2 separate regions of the Homo sapiens genome follow, and region 1 is linked to region 2. The links are chromatin contacts, found by Hi-C or POLR2A ChIA-PET in ENCODE. All regions are on one chromosome and are shown on one strand. The core of a region is the stretch at or near the end of the contact, and the rest is flanking DNA. Distances in the headings are between cores, read along the strand shown. Region 1 has its middle 36 kb from the start of PLPP4. Region 2 holds the start of PLPP4 (phospholipid phosphatase 4).

Region 1 (6,104 bases), core at 574-3,073, 35 kb after region 2:
TCAGAAAGACTCCAAAACCTTGAGGTCCAATGTCATCCAGATGACAAGGTTCTTATTATAAGTGATAGATGAGCAGTGGTCGACAAGGATGACCAAATGCTCCTGGAGTCAGCAGGCTGCAAACACCTCTGCCTCGTGACCCCTGTGAGCACATTGCTCTTTGAGTGACACGCGGAGGAACTGTAATAGGGGAAGGTGCTGGAGAGTAGGGGAAATTCATGCCTGTCTGCTGATCTCATATCCACAGAAGAAGTCCCCGAGACTGTAATACTTTCTTTTTCATCTGAGCGAGGGTTGGACCTGCATCCAAATTTCCTTGTCTACACTTGTGATGACCTGAAGATCACGGTGTAAACACTATGGCAGTGATCCACTTTGCCAAGCTCCCAAAGCTCTCCTATGTTGCAGGTTCATCTTTTTGCTTATTTCCAATTTGTCACTGGAAGGTCAGACAATGAGTCACTAAGCAGGATGCTATGAACATACTGAGTGCTTAAAGAATCTGGCAGCTGAAACCAAGGCAGAATGTGCACATTACGGAGAGAGCACAATTAGCACTGTGACTAAGAACCAAGCGGCTGACCAAGGGTGACAACAAAGGGAAACTTTTAATGATGAGATTTAATTTCCAAGGAAAAACCTCTAGAAAATTATAAACGCAGTAATTTGATTTAATCATCTGCATTTGAATAGCTCTGCATGAGCAACACATTTAAACATTTATAAAATTAAGATGCTAAAATTAATGTTGAGCTATTATAGAAGTGCTCATAATTGTCCAATGATCGTGCATAATTAAATAGCAATCTCCAACATTGCAGGATGGGGCCCCATTCAATGAAACTGTCAAGAGCCAACCTGGAAGATTTATTGGATGCAAAGTCTATGAGCCGTGAGCCCTCTTGTGGCCACAAAGCACAGTGCAGTCTAGGCCCTCCCTCTACCCTTGAGTCCTGGAGGAGTTTAGGGGGCCAAGAATCTAAGCATGAGGACAGGACCCCTGATTCTAAGAAAACTTCTGGGCAGTAAGCACACCCTCTCCTTCTGGATGCCAACAGAGATGCCAGGACAGAGCCCAAACCTTTCCAAGCCTCCAAGGAGGTGTTATCCAAGAACAACTCCTCCCATTTATATAGCTTCAAGTTGCTTTGATGTACAGTAGCCTTTGATCTGTAAGAAAAGCACTGTTGTCCCCATCTAAAGATGTTGAAACTGAGGCTCCAGAGGATGATGTGGCTTGCCCAAGGTCTTTCGTCCTTCAGTCTGATTTTAAATGCTGCCTCCCAAAAGAGGCCTTCCCTGACCATCCTGTATAAAGTTATGCCAGCACCCACCCACCCACACTAGGTCCTGTCAAGCACTAGAACCTCTTTATCCTATTCACTTGCTGACCACATGTTAGCTACATGTCTCCCACACTAGAATAGAAACTCTAGTGGGTCCAGATCTGTCTCACTCACACATGTGCCCCTGACCAAAACACTCAGGTATTAGCTGGGTGTGAGTGCCTAGACACCCTGCTTGGGTTGACCACAGGCCCCTCACACTCTGTGTCCAAAGCTCAACTCTTGAGCTGTCTTGTCCCACAGACACATTCCTCCTCCTGTCATTCATCATCTCAGTTTGGAGGCACCATTTCCTACCTAGTCGCATAAGCCAGAAATCAGAGTGTCTCTTGACTCCTCGGCATTTGAAGAGCCGGCCCCACATCTCCCATCCATAAGTAGCAGACACTGCCTTCTGCAAATCCTACATTCCAGTCGCTTGACTGTGCCCACCGCTCTCCATTTCCAGCCACGCTTTCTTTACAGAGGTCATGATCATGACTCATTTGCATTACGGCAAAAGCCTGCTGGCTGTCCTCCCCAGTTCCAGGCTATAGCCAGAGGGTACTTCCAGAAAGACAAAGCTCCCTTCCCTCTGTCACTTGGAACCCTCTAGGAGCTCCTAAAAGCTCCCTAGTGCTTTTAGGAGAAAGTCCAAAATAGCAAGCATGCCCAACATGGCCTGCATGATCCGGCCCCTGCTGCTCCTCCACCCTCCCCTCCTACACCCCATTCTACACTAACCCCTTTCATGGACATCATCTTACTGAATTCTCACAATAACCGTGCAAGGGAGACATTACCATTCCCATTTTATAAAATGAAGCAAGTTTGGAGAGGCAAAAGTAACTTGCCTGGGGTCCTGAAGCCTCCTGGTTTAAAACCCATTGCTTTTTGTACCTCCATCTGCTGTTCCCTACTGTCATCCTTGGCATTGGTAATGTTTGTTGAGCACCTCCTGTGTATAAGACACCATGCAAGACAGACTCTAGGACACCTTTTCTCTCCCTCCATCAGAAATGCACTAAGCAAGTTATAAAAAGCATTCTTGTTCACACACAGTTAGCAAGATACTAACTGGAGACCATCTGACTCCAGCGCCTTATATTCCAACATCTAGAACTGTGGCCCATCACAGGTACTCAATAAATAATTGTGAAGTGAATGATTGTCCATGCCCCTTCCTCCACTCCCTACCACCTTTTGGGAAGAACACTTGTCTGTAGTGTTATTAGAGCAGTCCATCTTATAAAAGGTAATGCCTAAGAAAACATGAGCCTCACTGATATTCGTCTCTGCTTCTTCAGGGTCCTATGAGTCTAGAAAACTTTTTTGTTTCGCCCCTCCATGAAGATGATAATTCTACCATCATACACGCCTCCCATTCCATTGACACATCCTATGGTGATGCTGATAAATAGCTGTTGTAAAGATGCTGGAAGACACCAGCCACACGTGGACTGTGTCCTGAAATTGCAATATGTCAGGGGCTTCAGATATGACCTGTATTGAGGTTAGAGTATAGACCCAAGTTCTTGCAAAGCCCTACTAAGGCAATGGCTGCAGGGAGGCAGAGGCAGTCCCAAGTCAGAAACGTGTTCCAGGCAACTGCTGATGACACGAGAGTTGTCCATTTACACTAGTTGCCATGGCAACCTTACCATCAAATTTGGAAAGTCTCATGAACAAGACAACCCTAGTGTTAGAGATTTCATGAGAAACACAGACAGATCCAGCCCCAGGGGATGGGTTTTCTTTTGAGGACTTCTCCATAAAGCCAGCCACAGGGTAGAAAGACTGTAAAGGCTGATAAGTGTGAACAGGAAAGCAATGAAAGCCTCTTGAATTTTCAGCCCACTAACTCAGGCTTTGTAAATATCAAAAACAGGTTGTTTTTTAATCTTTGCCCTGGCATGCAATTGTTTCAAAAACTATTTTTTGAATACACTAATGAAGAAAGGAATATATTTTTATAAAATTGGATTTTCTTATAAACTGAAACATAGAAATATATATATTATATAATTTTTCCATAAAACTACCTAGAAAACTAAAGTGGCTCTGAAGATTGGTTGTTCCAATGCACTGTAATTTGTGATTAGAACATCAACATTGACTAGTAGGAAAAACCAGGGATGTTAACCTAGGATCTTATGCTACTAGTAAGCTATTTGTCTCCTTTGAGGCTGGACATGATAATAAATAATATAGTACATGGTTGAAAACAGTTTGGAAAAGCTAAAATGCTAATCCAATATTAATAATGTTTGTTTAATCTCATCTCACCAGCCTTGGGGACTTGTTTCTGCTCACTTGGACCTTACTTCCTTTTTTCTGTGGGTATTAAATATTCCTATTCTGTTGTCTTTGGCCATCACATGGAACCTGAGGTCAGGCTGTGAGGACGTTGTGAAGTGAGTGTGTTTATGGGCACATGGCCACTTATCTTCGTGCACGGGTGGACACATAACATTGAGTGGAAACCTCTGGCCATCCTGACGTGACAAGCAAAAGCCTGGTGATTGGACTCTGACTCTTCTAAGCTTGGTTCAGGGCAAATGATTTCACTAAATTTGGTGGTTGGAATGTCCATTGTCACCTTTTCTGGGCACATGGTCCATAAGGATCCCTTCTTTTATTGGATGACAGCCCTGCCCTGCCCTGCCCACCGCTGTCCCACCCCATTCCATAACCATGACCAAGGCAGCCTCCAGCATGCATGTTGTAGGCTTCAGCTCTTGGGCTACATGAGGATCCTGTTTTGCTTTTGTTGAGACTTAATATATAAACCCCAACATAATTTGAGAAGAAAAAGAAAACACATTTTTATGAAATCTAGTACACAGCAATACCTGTGGTTCTTCACAAAGCTGCGCTTTATTATTTAAAATGCATAACTAGGACAGGCACAGTTGCTCACCCCTGTAATCCCAGCACTTTGGGAGGCCTAGATGGGCAGATCACTTGAGGTCAGGAGTTCAAGACCAGCCTGGCCAATATGATAAAACCCCATCTCTACTAAAAATATAAAAATTAGCCTTACCATAGGTGCCACATGTGATTTGAGGGGTCTTCAATACCCCTCACTGGATCAAAATGTCCACTCATCTCTACGCCTACCAGCTTATTCTCCAGAAGACTAGAGTGAATGAAAATAGACAGATGCTGCCTGAGAGCAGAAGAAAGCCTTTAACCATTCAGATCATCCCTTCCTTTCCCCACTCATTCTTTCATCCACTTCTCAATCATTTATTCTAAGAACTTGCTGAGCACCTACACAGTGCTATGCCCTGTACTAAGCACCGGGGACCATGGTGAAGAGGACCCAGACCTGATCTCTCCCCTTTCTCCCCATTCTCCCTTCACATAGGCTTTGCTCTTACCCTAGGACAATTGCACTTGGTGTTTCCTTAGCTAAAGTGTTCTTCTCACAACTCTTCAGCAAGCTCACACCTCCCCTATCCTTCTGGCATCAGCTCACAGGTCACCTTTACAGAGAAGTCTTCCCTGGCTACACTATAAAGGAGTCTCCATACTCTGCATTTATTTTTCTTTTTTTTTTTTCTTTTCTCTTTTTTTTTTTTTTTCATTTTTTTTGAGACAGAGTTTCACTCTTGTTGCCCAGGCTAGAGTGCAGTTGCACGATCTCGGCTCACTGCAACCTCCGCCTCCCGGGTTCAAGCGATTCTCCGGCCTCAGCCTCCCGAGTAGCTGGGATTACAGGCATGCGCCACCACGCCCGGCTAATTTTGTATTTTTAGTAGAGATGGGGTTTCTTCATGTTAGTCAGGCTGGTCTCAAACTCCCGACCTCAGGTGATCGGCCTGCCTCGGCCTCCCAAAGTGCTGGGATTACAGGTGTGAGCCACCGCACTCAACCGCATTTATTTTTCTTATAGCTGGTATACTTTTTTTTTGAAGTTCTTGGTTTATATTCTTCCTCCAGATCCTCTGCACCTGGCACATAATAAGGCATCATAGAATTTTTTTAGCACTTACTGTATGTCAGTTGCCCTTTTGAGTGATTTTTGTGCATGCTGCAATTTAATAATCACCCCAAGCCTATGAGGAAAATACTAACAGAGGCGGACAGAAGCAATATAACTTGCAGTTAATAAGGGGTGAAGCTAGATTTTGAACCAAAGAAGTTTCTTTTAGTGTCCCGTCTCCCAACCTCTACATTACATCAGCACTCAATTTGTCAGTCAGTATTTTGAAGAAATGAATGAAAAAACAAATATGAGAATGAATGAATGAGTGAAACTAAGAGTCTAGGGTAGAGGAGAAATATTAAAAAATTATTCAATCCCTACATAACTGCAAATAAATGTAGGCTGCAGTGCAGCCTACAGAGATGAAACCTAGTTCAAGGGATCAGAAAAGACCTGCCTAGAAAGTGATAATCTATTTAAGTGACAATGTAGAGGGTGCGTGACAGTTAGTGGGAGAAGAGGGTTATTCATCACATGGTTTATTGGTGACATTCGAAACATGGAAGGCAGATTGAACACTAGAATCAGACCTCACATTACAAAGAATATCTCCTGGTGATGATGTGGAGAAACAGGCAGGAATACATGGAGAATCCATGCTTTCTATAAGCACCTTGAAAAATTTAAAAGATACTCACTTTCAGGGCCGGGTGCAGTGGCTAATGCCTGTAATCCAGGCATTTTGGGAGGCTAAGGCGGCAGGATGCCTTGATGTCAGGAGTTTGAGACCAGCCTGACCAACATGGTAAAACCCCATCTCTACTAAAAATATAAAAATTAGCCAGGTA
Region 2 (5,325 bases), core at 1,355-3,854:
TGCTCTCATGCAGAGCAAATGTAGTCAGAGAACAGGCACATCTACAGGTGATGTTTCTCCGGGGGCATAAGTTTGCAAAGAAGCAAGATACCCCCTCTCCCCGCAGATAATTCTTTCATCCTGAGCAATAGGGTAGAAATACCAAGCAAAACTAGCTGCTGAGCTACACTGGCTGAAGCAGGGAAATCGGATTCAGCCTGCCCAGGGGCACTTTCTAAACCCCTGTGCTGCTAAGACCACCATCTTCGTGAGCAGAGGTAGGTACAACCCAATATTGCCATCATTTCCAGTACTGGCAAAAGGAAGAATTAAACTTCCCCCAAAAGTCAGCCTCTGTCAAGGTGCCAGACGCTTATCTGAGAAAACAAAGGGTCATCTGTTTCTGCATGCTCCCAGCCGTCCTCCCAGAAGTCGGTACATGCCTGATACTAACAGCATCTGAACATCCAAGATCTGCCCCCTAGGGAGGCTCGCATCAATACCAAAGCTGGTTTTTGCAGGTAAAAGAGCCACAAGTTGGACACACTGTTAACAACTTGATAAGAAACCTGGGAGTCATCCAAAAATGCTATCAATGTCCATGTGTGACAACAGATCCCCTATTAAGTAACACAAGAGGGAACTTCAGAGAACAGAACATAAACTGCCTGTCCAGCTTTTACATGACACCCTTAGAAAAAGCAAGACGCGCATAAGCAATAATTACCAAGTTTTCAAATTTACTGCATAGACCATTGTATATCTGTAAACATCTCATAAATATTTGGGGGGGATATTGGAAGGGACACCTGAAAACTATAAATATTTTTACATATTGTTGGACCCTTTTTTATCTGAGCACCCCCAGCAGCAGTCAAACCAGATAGTGAGATAGTGTAAGAGCCTATCTCACTTTATCTCAGCATTCTTCCTACATTCACCCAACAAATGTTAAATTCTACTGTGCACTGAAAACTAGTTTATCATTTCTATCACATAATAATTTAATGAGGTTTTAGCCCATCTGCCAATTAGAAACTGTCCCCATCTGATCACACAGCAATCATTAGTTTTAACGTACATTCCAAAGGTAGAAAATAGAGTAGGAGAAGGGAAGAGTGTTTTGTTTTTCCAAATGCATCAAAATCCAACTGAAGTTCTCGTTCCTTCTTCCCAGTGAATAACACCAGTGTTCGGGCAGAAGGCGGGAGAGGGGGGCTTGCTTGCATCTGGGGGAGCTCATGGCCTTTTCTGATGGTGTGAATAAATACTCTGGATGAATTTAATCCCTGCTAAAGAAAAACATGCAAGAAAGGGCATTTCTTTCCATGTGTATCCCCTGGGCTGCCCAGAACAGAAGTCATCTTTGACACAGCACACCTGCCATGGATGACTCCAGATTGAGGCAGAAATTCAAAGAGGGCCTCCTGTTTGGCTCGGGAGGGCTTTTCCAGAAACGAAAACAAAAACAAACAAATAAATAAATGCATGGCAAATCCAAAAAGTTCATGTAACTTTAATACTTAGAATGTGGCAGAAAACATCCATGGGCAGAGAGGGGGAGAGAATTTGGCTCACTGATGGAGGGACCAGTGCAGGTGTGGGTGCCTAGGTGACAGCAGCTCACGGGAGGCTGCGGGGTGGCTCTGAGCTGGTGTTCTGGGCTCAGGTCTGAAAGAGAGATGTGACAGCTCCCTGCAGCTTGGGCCCTGGAAGTCAATGAGCGGTGGGTCCCTGGGCGCACGGAGGAGGCTCAGGCATCTCTGAAAGAACCTGCGCCACCACCCCTTCTTCTTTTCGGGATCGCTGTTCTCAGTGCCAGCCGCTCAAAGCCACCCTGGGCATTTCACGGCTACCCCTGGAGGGCCTCCGCCCCCAAAGCGGACATCGACCGGGCACAGAGCTCCAGGGTGTGTGTATCCCACCCCGGCCTGCAGCCCCTTGACTTCTCAAGCCTCCACAGCAACAGTTTCTCAGTAGGAGAAGCGCCGCAAACGCCCGCTGGGAAAACGCTCGCCAGGACCGCGGGCGCTAAAGCCAGGGACACGGAAGGAGTCTGGCCCTGGGCACAGCGGGGAGGAATCGGAGACGGGGCCAGGGGTAAAGACTTCCAACGTGGGCCTCAAAGATCACACAGAAGGAGAAACTTCCCGAGGGCACGGGCCAGGGTGCGCGTCCCTGTTTAGAGGTGCAGCCCTGGATCCCCCGGGCAGGTGGTGCGGGGCTGGCGACAGGCGCGGGCCCGGTGAGACCCGGGAGCAGGTCTCAGCCTCGGCGCGCGGTGGTCGCTCCGCGCCTAGGGTCCCAGGAAGGAGAGAGGAAGGGTCTCTCTTGGTCCCGTAGGACACGTTGCGGGCACTTGGCGGGGAAGGGACCTCGAACCCAGGCCCCAGTGGGAAGCGGCTGCGCAAACTAAGTTAGGGCACAGAGAGGCTTGGTCGGTTGTTCCCCCGCGTCAGTGCGCCCTGCCCGCGGTGCGCCACTACTTACACGAAGACTCCGAAGAGCAGGGCTCGCACCCCGATCTCAATGGCCAGCTCCCGCATGGTGCGGCCGGAGCAGCTCCCGCGGCGTCAGCTGGTGCTCTCCGCGGCTCCCGCAGCTCGGCCGGCGCCGGCTCGCCAGACCCTGGGAGGCGAGGGAGGCGCGCTCCAGGCCGCGGGCGGGGGCGGAGGCGGGCGCCGGGCGGGGGCAGGCGCCGGGGAGGGCTCAGCCTAAACCTCGCGCCTCGGGCTCCGGGGCTCCGGGAAGCCGCGCCGGCCGCTGGCGATACTGCGGACCCCGCCTCCTAGTGCGGAGCCGGGGCCGCCTCAGGGACTCCCGGATCCCTCTCCCCAGGAGCCGCCTCCGCCTCCTGGGCCCGCGCCGGGCACCCGCGGACCGGGGAGGGGAAGCCCGGGGAAGCCCCACCGCCGCCGCCGCCTCCCTGCGCGCTCCCCGCCTCCCCCGCCAGTGGGCGGCCCCTGGGCTCCGCGCCAGGGCAGCGCGCTCGCTGGGGCTCTGCCCGCGGCCCCTCTGCAGCTCCTGGTCCTGCCTCCGACTCCCGCTGTCCGGGCTCTCGCTCCCTGGCACACGCACGCACGTGGGCATGTAGTGGACGATCGCTCTGGGGATTCTCCAGGGCTCAGGGCAGCCCTGGCCAACCTTGCTCCCGTGTTCGGCCCTCCCTACACCGTTCGAACCTGAAATTCTTTCTTTTTTCTAGGAAGTTCCCCAGAGATCACTCGCGGGCTTCGCTTTGCTCTCAGGAGATGCCAGCCAGGGTCCAGGGCTCCGGCACAGAGAGAGGGCAAAGGCAAGCCTGGCTCCCCGCCATGCCACCAGCGCCAGGTGGCCCCTGGGGACCGAATCCTCTCTCCCCCACCACCTGTCCTCCGCCCCCAGCAGCTTGGGGCTGCTGAACTGTGGAATATGAAAAAGCTCCTGCCACCGTCCCTGGCCTGGCCGGTGTGTGGGAAGTCAGGGTCGCTCGTCGCTGACACAGCATTCAACCAGCCGTCAGCCAGGCAGCAGGTAGAACCCAGAGCCTCATCCTCAGGTTAAGAGCCAAAAGCCCAACCCTCGCAGCCTAGGGGTCACGACCTCCAGCTGGAGCCCAGCAGGAGCTTGGATTTGCTTTTCCCAAACCGGTCAGAATTTTATTTACTTTTCTTAGAATTTTGACTTCTTGGCTTCACTAATTTAAACCAAGCAGACATTTAAAATGCAAAACACACAGTGATTATAACCATTAGGTTGTTCCTGGGGAGCCCAGGCCTCTCTTGGATTTTAGGAGAGACCCAGCCAAAATTGTGTGAGCAGAGGACACGGATTAGAAGGTGGTTCCTGGGACTAAGGAGCTATGGCTCAGTCCTGGATAAAAGGGGGAGCAGGTAGAAAGAACTTAGGAGGAAGCCCTTGGCATCAGCAAAGGGCAAACAGACCCTACCTCCAAAGGAAACACGTGCAGATCAGAGATACCTGAGCCCAGATATCTCAGGGTCTAGAGAGAGAGAGGCAGAGGGAGTAGGAACAACCCAGGCTCTGTGTGGGAGGGACTCCAGCCCTGAGGCACCACAGGCAGGAGCTGTATCTGCATTCCTCATCACTCTATGCCCAGTGCCCGGCACACTGTGGATACCTGGTTGGTACTTAGTAAATGAATAAATATTTATTCATACATATATATATATATATATGGCTATATATATGATATATTCATTCATATATATTATATATGGCTATATATATGATATATATATACACGTATATATCATCAGGCACATGGGGTGTCAGGTGCAGGTAAGGTAGGAAGGTCTTGGAGGGAGGAGGTATGCTTCTGTCTCCTCTGTATCTTGGGCCCAGCAACTACCTTGGACATAACAACTCCCACGGATTGGCAAAGTGCTGTAGGAGAGCCCATAGGCAGCCTAGTGAACACTGATGATCTCGGTCTGAGATTGTCAGGTGGCCATATTCCAGCAGGGCATTCTGACAATAGCCCCTGACATTGGGGCACCACTTACCTATAAGCATCTGCTGAGTTTGAGTACAGCCTGTGCAAAGTTGTGTGCTGGGTGAGACGATTCATAATCTGTCTCTGCCTTCAAGAAGATGGGGAGCTGATAGACCACAAGGAGACATCAGGGAAGTATGCAAAGCAGTATTAATAAGTCACAAACACATGCTTCAGAAATCTGGATCGCTCAGAGGTCAGAAGTTGGAACCACATCATCAGTCTGAGATAGCCTGAGGACACAGCCTCACGGAAAGGAGCTGGCTTTTGGACCAGGCGCGATGGCTCATGTCTGTAATCCCAGCACTTTGGGAGCCCGAGGCAGGAGGATCATGAGGTCAAGAGATCGACACCATCCTGGCCAACAGGGTGAAACCCCATCTCTACTCAAGATACAAAAATTAGCTGGGCATGGTGGCGCATGCCTGTAGTCCTGGCTACTCAGGAGGATGAGGCAGGAGAATCGCTTGAACCCGGGAGGTGGAGGTTGCAGTGAGCCCGAGATCACGCCACTGCACTCCAGCCTGGGCGACAAAGTGAGACTCCATCTGAAAAAAAAAGAAAAAAAAGAAAAGGAAAAAAAAATGAGCTGGCTTTTGTAAGGCAAAGAAAGAAAAAAATAAGGGGGAGAAATTCTTGGTAGGGGCAAGAAAGTAGGTGCAAGGAGCAGAAGGTGGAAGTGGTTTTGGAGGGCAAAAGGAGTTACCCTGTCTGACAGAGCAGAGAAACCACCCGAGGTTAGGTTGGTGGAGGAGACGTAGTCGTGACAATCCTGCCCACCAGGGTCTGTTACCAGGGTCACAGAGAGAATATTCAGTTTATCACTTCGTATTTGTATAGAGATACCCAGA

Evidence for each region. Hi-C counts contacts between places; a loop is a spot of excess contacts on that map. ChIA-PET counts read pairs that join two places held with the same protein, here RNA polymerase II (POLR2A). Pooled maps may share reads with other maps.
Region 1: a loop to region 2 is called in a map of PC-3, with 22 times the contacts of the local background. The contact joins the enhancer-like site here to the promoter of PLPP4 in region 2. A Hi-C loop is called at or near these places in 2 of 168 maps with a recorded cell type or tissue (PC-3 and endothelial cell of umbilical vein) and 1 of 50 pooled maps. POLR2A ChIA-PET finds 5 or more read pairs at or near these places in 1 of 52 experiments (AG04449).

What each region holds. Positions count from the first base shown.
Region 1 is chr10:120,418,335-120,424,438 of GRCh38, reverse strand. No RefSeq gene overlaps it. Among named protein-coding and RNA genes, the nearest start is that of PLPP4, 36 kb to the left of the region's middle. Within about 2 kb of position 1,823, at least 2 of the 41 ENCODE cell types and tissues checked have a DNase peak (open chromatin) inside an H3K27ac peak, as active enhancers do; they include PC-3 and endothelial cell of umbilical vein, where a contact is called at or near this core.
Region 2 is chr10:120,454,506-120,459,830 of GRCh38, reverse strand. It overlaps PLPP4 (phospholipid phosphatase 4), which reads right to left and starts at 2,604. Exons shown (of 7, transcript NM_001030059.3): 1 at 2,470-2,604. The coding sequence starts at 2,525.